Linked DNA regions of Homo sapiens: region 2 is linked to region 1. Evidence: read pairs that join two places in POLR2A ChIA-PET (ENCODE). Cell type or tissue: HepG2. All regions are shown on one strand. Links, peaks and the distances in the headings refer to the core of each region. The heading gives the core; the rest is flanking DNA. Region 1 overlaps TBC1D16 (TBC1 domain family member 16). Region 2 has its middle 22 kb from the start of ENPP7.

Region 1 (4,383 bases), core at 216-4,215:
AAGGCAACGGGACTGGGCAGGGCAGCTCCTCAGGAAGGATGATCCCACCTGCACGGGTCAGCCCTGCAGGGGGACAAGGCCCACCACAACCCCACCTCAGGCCACCAACTGGACCTGTCCTGCCAAGAAGGTCCCTTCCAATTTGTCCGGCAGCTGGTTCCCTGGATACAGCCCAGACGCAGCATCATCCTCATGTTCACCTCTGCTGTGCCCTACTTCCCCCGTAAATGACAACTGTGTAGTCACCCACGCCGGGCAAGAGAACATAGGTGCCACCTGGCGGGCCACACTTTTCAGGGGCCGTGCCTCGGGCAGGCCCGGCTCTCTGTTGTCCCGCAGCCCTCAGGGCTGGCGGTGGCTGCTCAGTGCCTAGGGAGTGCCCTTGCCACACAGCTGGGCAGCGAGCATGACTCAGCGTTTACACTCAACCAGCCGCACAGGCTCCAGAGGGGAAGTTCTCTGGGGTCCTTCTATGAGAGAGCATCCTGTCTGCAGCCCTGTTCTGGCTCCTTCCACATCATTCATGCATTCATCCCACGAGGACTATGGTACCGTGGGCTCGCTCTAGGGAAGCAAGGCAGGAGCGCACTGGGGCTACTTGGATTCCCGGGGCAGACACATATGTACCCTGCACACCCTCAAATGAGCAAAGCCACCCCACTGGCCCCTGGGTGAGGCCATGTGGACCCCCACACCTTTGGGGCCGGCTGGGCAAACCTTGAACCCCCAATTTCTGCGTGGCCTTTGGCTGCCCTCCTTCTCCAAGGCGTGACTCTTACTCCAGAGACTCAGGCGAGCACGTGTCCCTTACCTTATTTTCTCTCAATCAAACTGAAACCCATTGTGATCCCCCATAGTCCAGTGCGGTCTCTGTTATTATTACGGGTGTCTCCCTTCCTCCCCGTGCCCAGGACAGGCCATGAGCCAGAGATACAAGGGGCCCCAGGCAAGATGCAGGGCTCTCTGCTCCTGGCTCTTTATCGTCGTCGGGACACCCTTTGTCCAAACTCAAGGAATCCCGGGAGGTCTGGCTTTGCCGCTTTGGCTGGGACTCAGGTACCTGGGCATACCTGCATCTGTGCCCCCTCTTCGTCCCAGTGAGACGGACCCTCAGTATCCCCCCCAACATAGAACAGGAAGGTCTCAAGCCAGCCCCCTCCTCCAGTTCAATCACCCTCCCTCACATCCACCCAGAGAAGTCCAGACCTGTGGCCACTTCCATGCCCTCTCCAGACCAGGAGACACCTGCTGCTGACCTCGTGGAAAACTTAGATTTTGACATTCTGATGCTTCGGAAGTGGTGGCTCCTCCTCCTTCACCCCTCCGCCACCTGTGGGCCTCCTCTCTGCATCTCAAGAGAACAACCAGATCTTTGGGCTCCTGGGGTGTGTGCCATGCAATTTAGACGAAGTGCTTTGAAAATATGCCATTCAGTCTCTGACTAGGAAAATAAGTCTGACCTGATAGGTCCGATGTCATCAGCTCTTCAACATGAGACAAAAGAGGGGATTTTATGTTTTGAGTCATTAGAATGATATAATAATTTTCTGAATTGACATCTGGATGTTGAAATTAGGATGGTGCAAAAGGGGTCCAGGGCCTCAGGCTGGGCGCAGCAGCCAGCTCCCAATGACGCAGAAGCTGCTTCAAAACCCCCTCAACAAAGAGGGGCACATGCAAGTCACCAAAGTGGGAAGCCTTCACCAAGGCCACACCCAAAGTCTACTGATTGTCTGTCCAAAGTTCGTTGATTCCTGGCCATGAACAAGCACAATAGAAAAAGACACAGGGTCCTAGTGGCTACAAGTCAATGTGAATTGGCACATGGTCTAGCAGTTTTAAAATCTGACAGTAGAGTATGGCAATGGGCAAGGGCCAAGAAGTCCTGAGATGGGAGGTCAGCGCTCTAACTGGGCTCAGTGGAGGTCTGTGACCAGTGTCTGGACACTAGCTACAGGGGACCGGGCAGAGGATTCTGGGCAGAAGGAAAATGTCTAAAAGTACTTTGGGAGGGTAAAGGACAGGGGCCTTATTTAAAATAAAGACTGAAGGATAATAAGTGTCACCCAGGTTTGTGGATTATTGGAGGGGGCACCATCTAGCCATTCTCCACTTTTCCAGTGTGGAGAACCTGGGCAAAGGCGCCAGTGGTCACATGAGGTGCTGCCACGGGGCGGGCTCTGGGAGACCCACTCTAGACCGCTGACCTCTTGGTGCCATCCATTCTGCCTCCTAGAACTCTGGGGTTCTGAGTGCGTGCTCTTGGTGGGGGCCTTCCTCTTTGTTGGGAGAGCCGCTGCTGAAGGGGCCTCTCCCTCTGGCCCAGGATGTAGAGGACACGTGAGGACTACACAAGTGCAGGGGTGGGTGCGGGGGTGGGTGCGGCTTTCCAGCCCTCGCCTTCACTGCACTGGAAGCCTGCTTTCTGGTGTGACCTTTGGGTTCCCTCTCTGCAAGCAAACAACCAGCTCAGACAAAACCAACCATGACCACATCTCAGGTGGGTGGCACCTGGGTCACCCTCCCACCACAGCCCCTGGAGCAGTTTCCAGGTACCTGGCCTCCACTGTCTATTCCACTCACCTCCTGCTGATGTGGACAACTTTAGAAATAAAGTACCAGGGACCCCAGACCACTAGGCAAGAGCCCAGGTGCCCCCTGGGAAATGCCACCACCCACCCCAAGAGCAGGGTGGGGTCTAGCTCCTGAAACAGTCTCCTCTGGGCAAGTGCTGCCTTTCTTCAAAGTCCAGGCGCCCTCTTGGTTGTTGGATAAATCCCCAGGTTCTGCCCCATGATTCATGTAGACGGGAGTTTCCCCCGGTTCTCTGTCTTTCTGCCTGGCTGGGCCACAGATGAGTGCCCCAACCCGGCAGACAAACAGAATTGGACTTTTAGGGTCAGAGGCAGCCAGCCTGAGATGGAGTAGGGTGGGGGCTGGGGAGGGTGTTGGGACCCCGGGAAGGGGATGAGGACATTCCAGGGGAGGTGAACTGTTTGTTTCCCTGGAGGGTTAGACAAAGAACCGAGCTCTTGCAGATTTTGCCGGAAATGCAACTAGAGCTATTGATAGGGTTGAGGATGGGGTCTTTCAGGGTGGGTGAGTCCCTGGAGCTGACTAAAGATTAGTGTTAGTGCAGGTCAGATGAGGAGCTGCCCCCACAGGTGTCGCTCCAGGTGCCCACAGCAGGGACAAACCCCCGCCGACCCCCTGCCCCACGGGAGCTGGTTGCAGCTTCCCCTCCGCCTCCCCCACCCCACCTCTCTCTGTCCCTTCCCCCGTGCAGTGGCCTCAGGGTGGCCACCCACCTGCTCCCAGGGGACGTGAGAGTGTTAGCAAAAGCACCATGCCCTTCCCCTCCACCCTCTGGAGCCTTCAGGGCAGCCCCAAAGCGGTCCCAGTGTCTCTGAAGGGGCTGGGGACCCGGAGTCTGAAATTCAGCTGATGGGTCACCAAACTGGCCTGGCCTCTGAGCCTCTGCACCGATCCTCTCACCCCATCAGGTACCTGAAGCTGATCCAGGACACCAAGGTCTGTTTGTGTGGGGGGGCTGCCAGCTCCCCAGAATCTGGCCCACGATGGTTTTGATTAGAGGAAACACCCCACCAGAAAGCATCCCAGAGATACCTAGAGACCCCCTGTGGCTTCCCCAAAGTGTCCCCTCCCCTCCCCACGACCTGAGAGGCTGCCATGCCCACGGCACGGGCCCCCTGGGGTGCTGTCCTTTCTAGAAAGCAGGTTCCAAAGGTGGGGTTCGGGCCTACTTGGCACAGGGAGGCTTAGACAGAAAGCGGGACTCCCCTCTGCCACGGCCCCCCAGACCCCGGCCGGCTCCTCGCGAGGCTGGACCCGCCTCCCCACCCCCTCCTTCGTGCGGTCCTGATGAAGGCGCCGCGTTTTCCGAGACGCAGAACTGCTGTGGGGTGTCTGCAGAGCCCGGGCTTCTCACCGGGAACTGCTCTCCTGGGACGGAGGGCGGCGGAGGCCTCCCGGAGCCCCCGGCCCACCTGAGGCCTTGGGGGCGGGGTCCGTGCGCCGCGAACCCCACCGAGCCGGGCAGGAGGAGGCGCATTTGGGCACAAAGGGACCTCGCGTCCTCAAAATAATCCTCGCCGCTAATTCCCATTCCAGCAGGAAGAGGCCGGCGCCGCTCACATCCACCCCATTTTCCGCGGAAGGGGCTTTGTTGCTTTTCTTTTGATTTCACCCCAGCGGGCGCGCGATCCCGCCCGGCACACGCCTGGCCTCCGAGCCGCTGCGTGCGGTTCTGCCCAAGTCGGGGAAGGAGGGGCGCGCAGAACGGGAGAGGGCTGGAGACGGGCACAGAAGGAGAGGAGAGGAGAAGAGAGGAGGGGAGAGGAGGGGAGAGGAGGGGAGGGGAGG
Region 2 (4,383 bases), core at 320-4,319, 180 kb after region 1:
CTAACTTTTTTGTACTTTTAGTAGAGACGGGGGTTTCACCATGTTGTCCAGACTGGTCTCGAACTCTTGACCTCGAGTGATCCACCCACCTTGGCCTCCCAAAGTGCTGGGAGGCGTGAGCCACCACGCGTGGCCTTGAGATGGGATTTTGCTGTGTTGCCCAAGCTGGTGTTCAATGGCACAATCTTGGCTCACTGCAACCTCCACCTCCTGGGTTCAAGTGATCCTCCCTCCTCAGCCTCCCGAGTAGCTGGGACCACAGGTGTACACCACCACACCTGGTTAATTTTTAAATTTTTTGTAGAGACAGGTTTTAGCCATGTTGCCCAGGCTGGTGTTGAGTTCCTGAGTTCAAGTGATCTGTCTGCCTCAGCCTCCCAAAGTGCTGGGATTACGGGCATAAGCCCCCGTGCCTGGCAGGATTAGAGCCTTATTATAAAAGGGCTTCCCTTCCTCCATGTGAGGACACAGCATTTTACCCCTCTGGAGGATGTGGCAACGAGGTGCCATCTGGGAAGCGGAGATCCTTGACCTTGGACTTCCCAGCTTCAGAACTGTGAGAAATAAATCTCTATTACTTATAAATCACGCAGTCTGCGGTGTTTTGTGACAGCAGCAGGAACAGATGAAAACAACACAAAATACGTAACGCTTTTGTCTTGTGTTCACAATTGCCTTTGGGTCACTGTAGCAGGACGGGGCCCCACTCAGCCTACGGAATAGCAGAGGGCCTTGCCCACTCTACAGTGCAAATACCACGTGGAGCTCCTCAGCTGAACAAAGAGAAAACTCGGCACAGAGGGAGTGAATGATTTGCCCCAGGTCTCGTGTATGATCAATGGCAAAGCTGGACGTGAAAACCAATAACGAAAAAGAAAGAGTAAGCCCTGGGTGATGATGATTAATGGGTCTCATTCTGGGTGGGCGGTGGCAGGGCCCCAGCCTCAAGTATTGCCTTCAAAAACAATCATTAGATCCAAATAGCATCTGATTGTTGTTGGAACTTTTGGTTCTTTAGAAAGGATGAACATCTTTTCCTATGCTTTACTGGCCATTTGAATTTCTTTGCAGAATTGACTGTCTCAGTTTCATATGAGAGGAGCAAACCTCTTTTGAAAACGATATAAATGGAAAACATTAATTCTTTTTCTATTCATTATTATTTTTTGAGACAGGCTGGAGTGCAGTGGTGCCATCATGGCTCACAGCAGCCTTGAACTCCCAGGCTCAAGCAATTCTCCCACCTCAGCTTCCCAAGTAGCTGGGACCACAGGTGCGCACCATCACGCCTGGCTAATTAAAAAAATTTTTTTGTAGAGATGTGGTTTCTCTACATTGTCTAGGCTGGTCTTGAACTCCTGGACTCAAGTGACCCTCCCTACTTGGCCTCCCAAAGTGCTGGGATTACAGGTGTGAGCCACTGCACTCCGCCAAAACCATTTCCATTAATTCTTTTTTTTTTTTTTTTTTTGAGAGAAAGTCTCCCTCTGTCACCCAGGCTGGAGTGCAGTGGCACCATCTCACCTGACTGCAACCTCCACCTTCCAGGTTCAAACGTTTCTCGTGCCTCAGTGTCCCGAGTAGCTGGAATTACAGCCACCCGCCACTATGCCTGGCTACTTTTTTTGTATTTTTAGTTGAGATGGGGTTTTGTCATGTTGGTCAGGTTGGTCTCAAACTCCTGGACTCAAGCGATCCTCCCCCCTCAGCCTCCCAAAGGTCTAGGATTATAGGTGTGAGCCACTGCGCCCAGCCAAAACCATTCATTCTTTATCAAAGTCCGAAGAACAACCATGTTAAGAACCAAATGAACAAGAGGCAACCTTGTGACAGCTGCAGCATTTTGGGGGTGAGCTCTCCTGTGGGCATGTGCAGCTTGAAAGACATGACCCATCCTGGACAGACACACCCGGGGCTAAACAGTTACAAATTTCAGGGAGCCGCCCCTAAGCTGTGTGTGTAGCTAACGTTTTCTTTTCTTTTTCTTTTTCTTTCTTTCTTTTTTTTTTTTTTTTTTTGAGGCAGACTCTTGCTCGATTGCCCAGGCTGGAGTGCGGTGGCGTGATCTCGGCTCACTGAAAGCTCCGCCTCCCGGGTTCAAGCAATTCTCCCACCTCAGCCTCCTGAGTAGCTGGGACTACAGGCGCCTGCCACCACGCCCGGCTAATTTCTGTATTTTTAGTAGAGACAGGGTTTCACCGTATTGGTCAGGCTGGTCTCGAACTCCTGACCTCAGATGATGCACCCACCTCGGCCTCTCAAAGTGCTGGGATTACAGGTGTGAGCCACCGCACCCGGCCTGGTAACATTTTCATTTACAACACTGGACTCGCAGAGGGGTTTCTCCGCAGGTTGGTTTGTTGAAAAGGTTGGTTCTTGCCTTTTGCTCTCCAGAATGTGTTTCTCCCGAGAGCTGGTGATTAAAAAACCCACTTCCGGCCGGGCGCGGTGGCTCACGCCTGTAATCCCAGCACTTTGGGAGGCCGAGGCGGGCGGATCACGAGGTCAGGAGATCGAGACCACGGTGAAACCCCGTCTCTACTAAAAATACAAAAAAATCAGCCGGGCGTGGTGGTGGGCGCCTGTAGTCCCAGCTTCTGGGGAGGCTGAGGCAGGAGAATGGCGTGAACCCGGGAGGCGGAGCTTGCAGTGAGCTGAGATAGTGCCACTGCAGTCTAGCCTGGGCGACAGAGCGAGACTCCATCTCAAAAAAAAAAAAAAAACCACCCACTTCCCTGATTAATTCCAGAATTGGAAATACATTCAACCTGTGTATTTTATTAAAAGGGACAGCTGGGGAGGTGTTTGTTAAGGTGTGCTCTGCTTCCCACACCAAAAGCAATCTGATGACGTTTGAATCGGATGACGGAGAGTCATTTTCCATGTCGAGTCACCAGTGTCGATTCACAAAGTTTGGTTGACGGCCCACAGCTGGGGCCCAGAAAAACCCGAAGGGGAAGTTTGCTGGGGCTCTCTGCGGTGCCCTTGGCCACCTTCTCCGTGCTTCTCCGACCAAGGAGTCCGGGCTCCTGCCGGGCTCTGGTGGGAGCTGATGGATCTCAGGTGAGGACAAGTCAGGCTCGCTTCACCCAGCCCTTCCCTCTGAGTCTCCCAACAGAAGCTTTTATTAACCACCCCAAAGATGGGACAGCTCTGTGGAAGCCACTGGGCAAACCCTGTCTGAAACATGGTCATTATCTGCCTTCCACTATTTTTTTTTTTTTTAAGATGTGGCCCCAGAATCTGTTTTCTTTTAGTTGTGGTAAGACACACATAACAGGGCCAGGCACAGTAGCTCATGCCTGTAATCCCAGCACTTTGAGAGGCTGAGACTGGCAGATCACCTGAGGTCAGGAGTTTGAGACCAGACTAGCCAACATGGTGAAACCCCGTCTCTACTAAAAATACAAAGGTTAGCTGGGCGTGGTGGTGTGAGCCTGTAATCCCAACTACTAGGGAGGCTGAGGCAGGAGAATCACTTGAACCCAGGAGGTGAAGGTTGCAGTGAGCTGAGATTGCGCCACTGCACTGCAGCCTGGGAGACAGAGGGAGGCTCTGTCTCAAAAAAAAAAAATGCACATAACATTTACTATTTTAGCCATTTAACAGTGGCACTTAGTCCATTTACAATGTTATACAGCCATCACCACCATCTAGCTCCAAAGCGTCTTTATTATACCAAAAAGAAATCCATTAGGCAGTCACTTCCCACCCTCCTCCCCCAGCCCCTGGCCACCTCCCATCTCCTTTTTGTCTATGGAGTTACCTATTCTGGATATTTCCTATAAGTGGAATCGTGTAATATGTGGCCTTTTATGTCTGAATTCTTTCACTGAGCATGTTTTTCACGGTCCATTCATATTAAAGTATGTATCAGTACTTCATTCCTTTTTTTTTTTGAGACAGCGTGTCGCTCTGTCACCCAGGTTGGAGTGCAGTGGTGCAATCATAGTTTACTGCAGCCTTGACCTCCGGGGCTCAAGAGATCCTCCCACCTCAGCCTCCCAAGTAGCTGGAACTATAGTTGTGCACAACCACACCTGGCTAATTGTTTTTTCTGCTTGTAGAAACGGGGTCTTGCTATGTTTCCCAGGTTGGTCTTGAACTCCTGGGCTCAATCAATCTTCCCACCTGTGCCTTTCAAAGTGCTGGGATTACAGGCATAAGCCACCATGCCCGGCTAAGTACTTTGTTCCTTTTCATGGCCAAATAGTATTCCATTATATAGATAGACCACATTTTGTTTGTCCATTCATCTTTGATGGACATTTGTTTTGTTTCTACCTTTTGGTGAGTGTGAATGATGCTGCTTGTTACATCTGTGTGCAAGTTTTTGTTTGAACACCTGCTGTCAAGTATTTTGGGTGTATACCCATGAGTGTA

Evidence for each region. Peaks named below come from ENCODE experiments on the same cell type or tissue, not always from the same donor. Only the 100,000 strongest peaks of a DNase experiment are listed, where the experiment ranks them.
Region 2: POLR2A ChIA-PET joins it to region 1 with 5 read pairs; 8 of 35 experiments call an interaction of 5 or more read pairs at or near these places.

Annotation. Positions count from the first base shown.
Region 1 is chr17:79,930,025-79,934,407 of GRCh38, reverse strand. TBC1D16 (TBC1 domain family member 16) reads left to right here. Exons shown (of 12, transcript NM_019020.4): 12 at 1-2,065. Among named protein-coding and RNA genes, the nearest start is that of LINC01979, 5.5 kb to the right of the region's middle. RefSeq lists an enhancer at 2,677-2,896. In HepG2, for the core only: no CTCF peak of the experiment used is centred there; DNase peaks (open chromatin) are centred at 438, 1,767 and 2,427; H3K4me3 peaks cover 375 bases.
Region 2 is chr17:79,750,943-79,755,325 of GRCh38, reverse strand. No RefSeq gene overlaps it. Among named protein-coding and RNA genes, the nearest start is that of ENPP7, 22 kb to the right of the region's middle. In HepG2, for the core only: no CTCF peak of the experiment used is centred there; no DNase peak of the experiment used is centred there; H3K27me3 peaks cover 474 bases.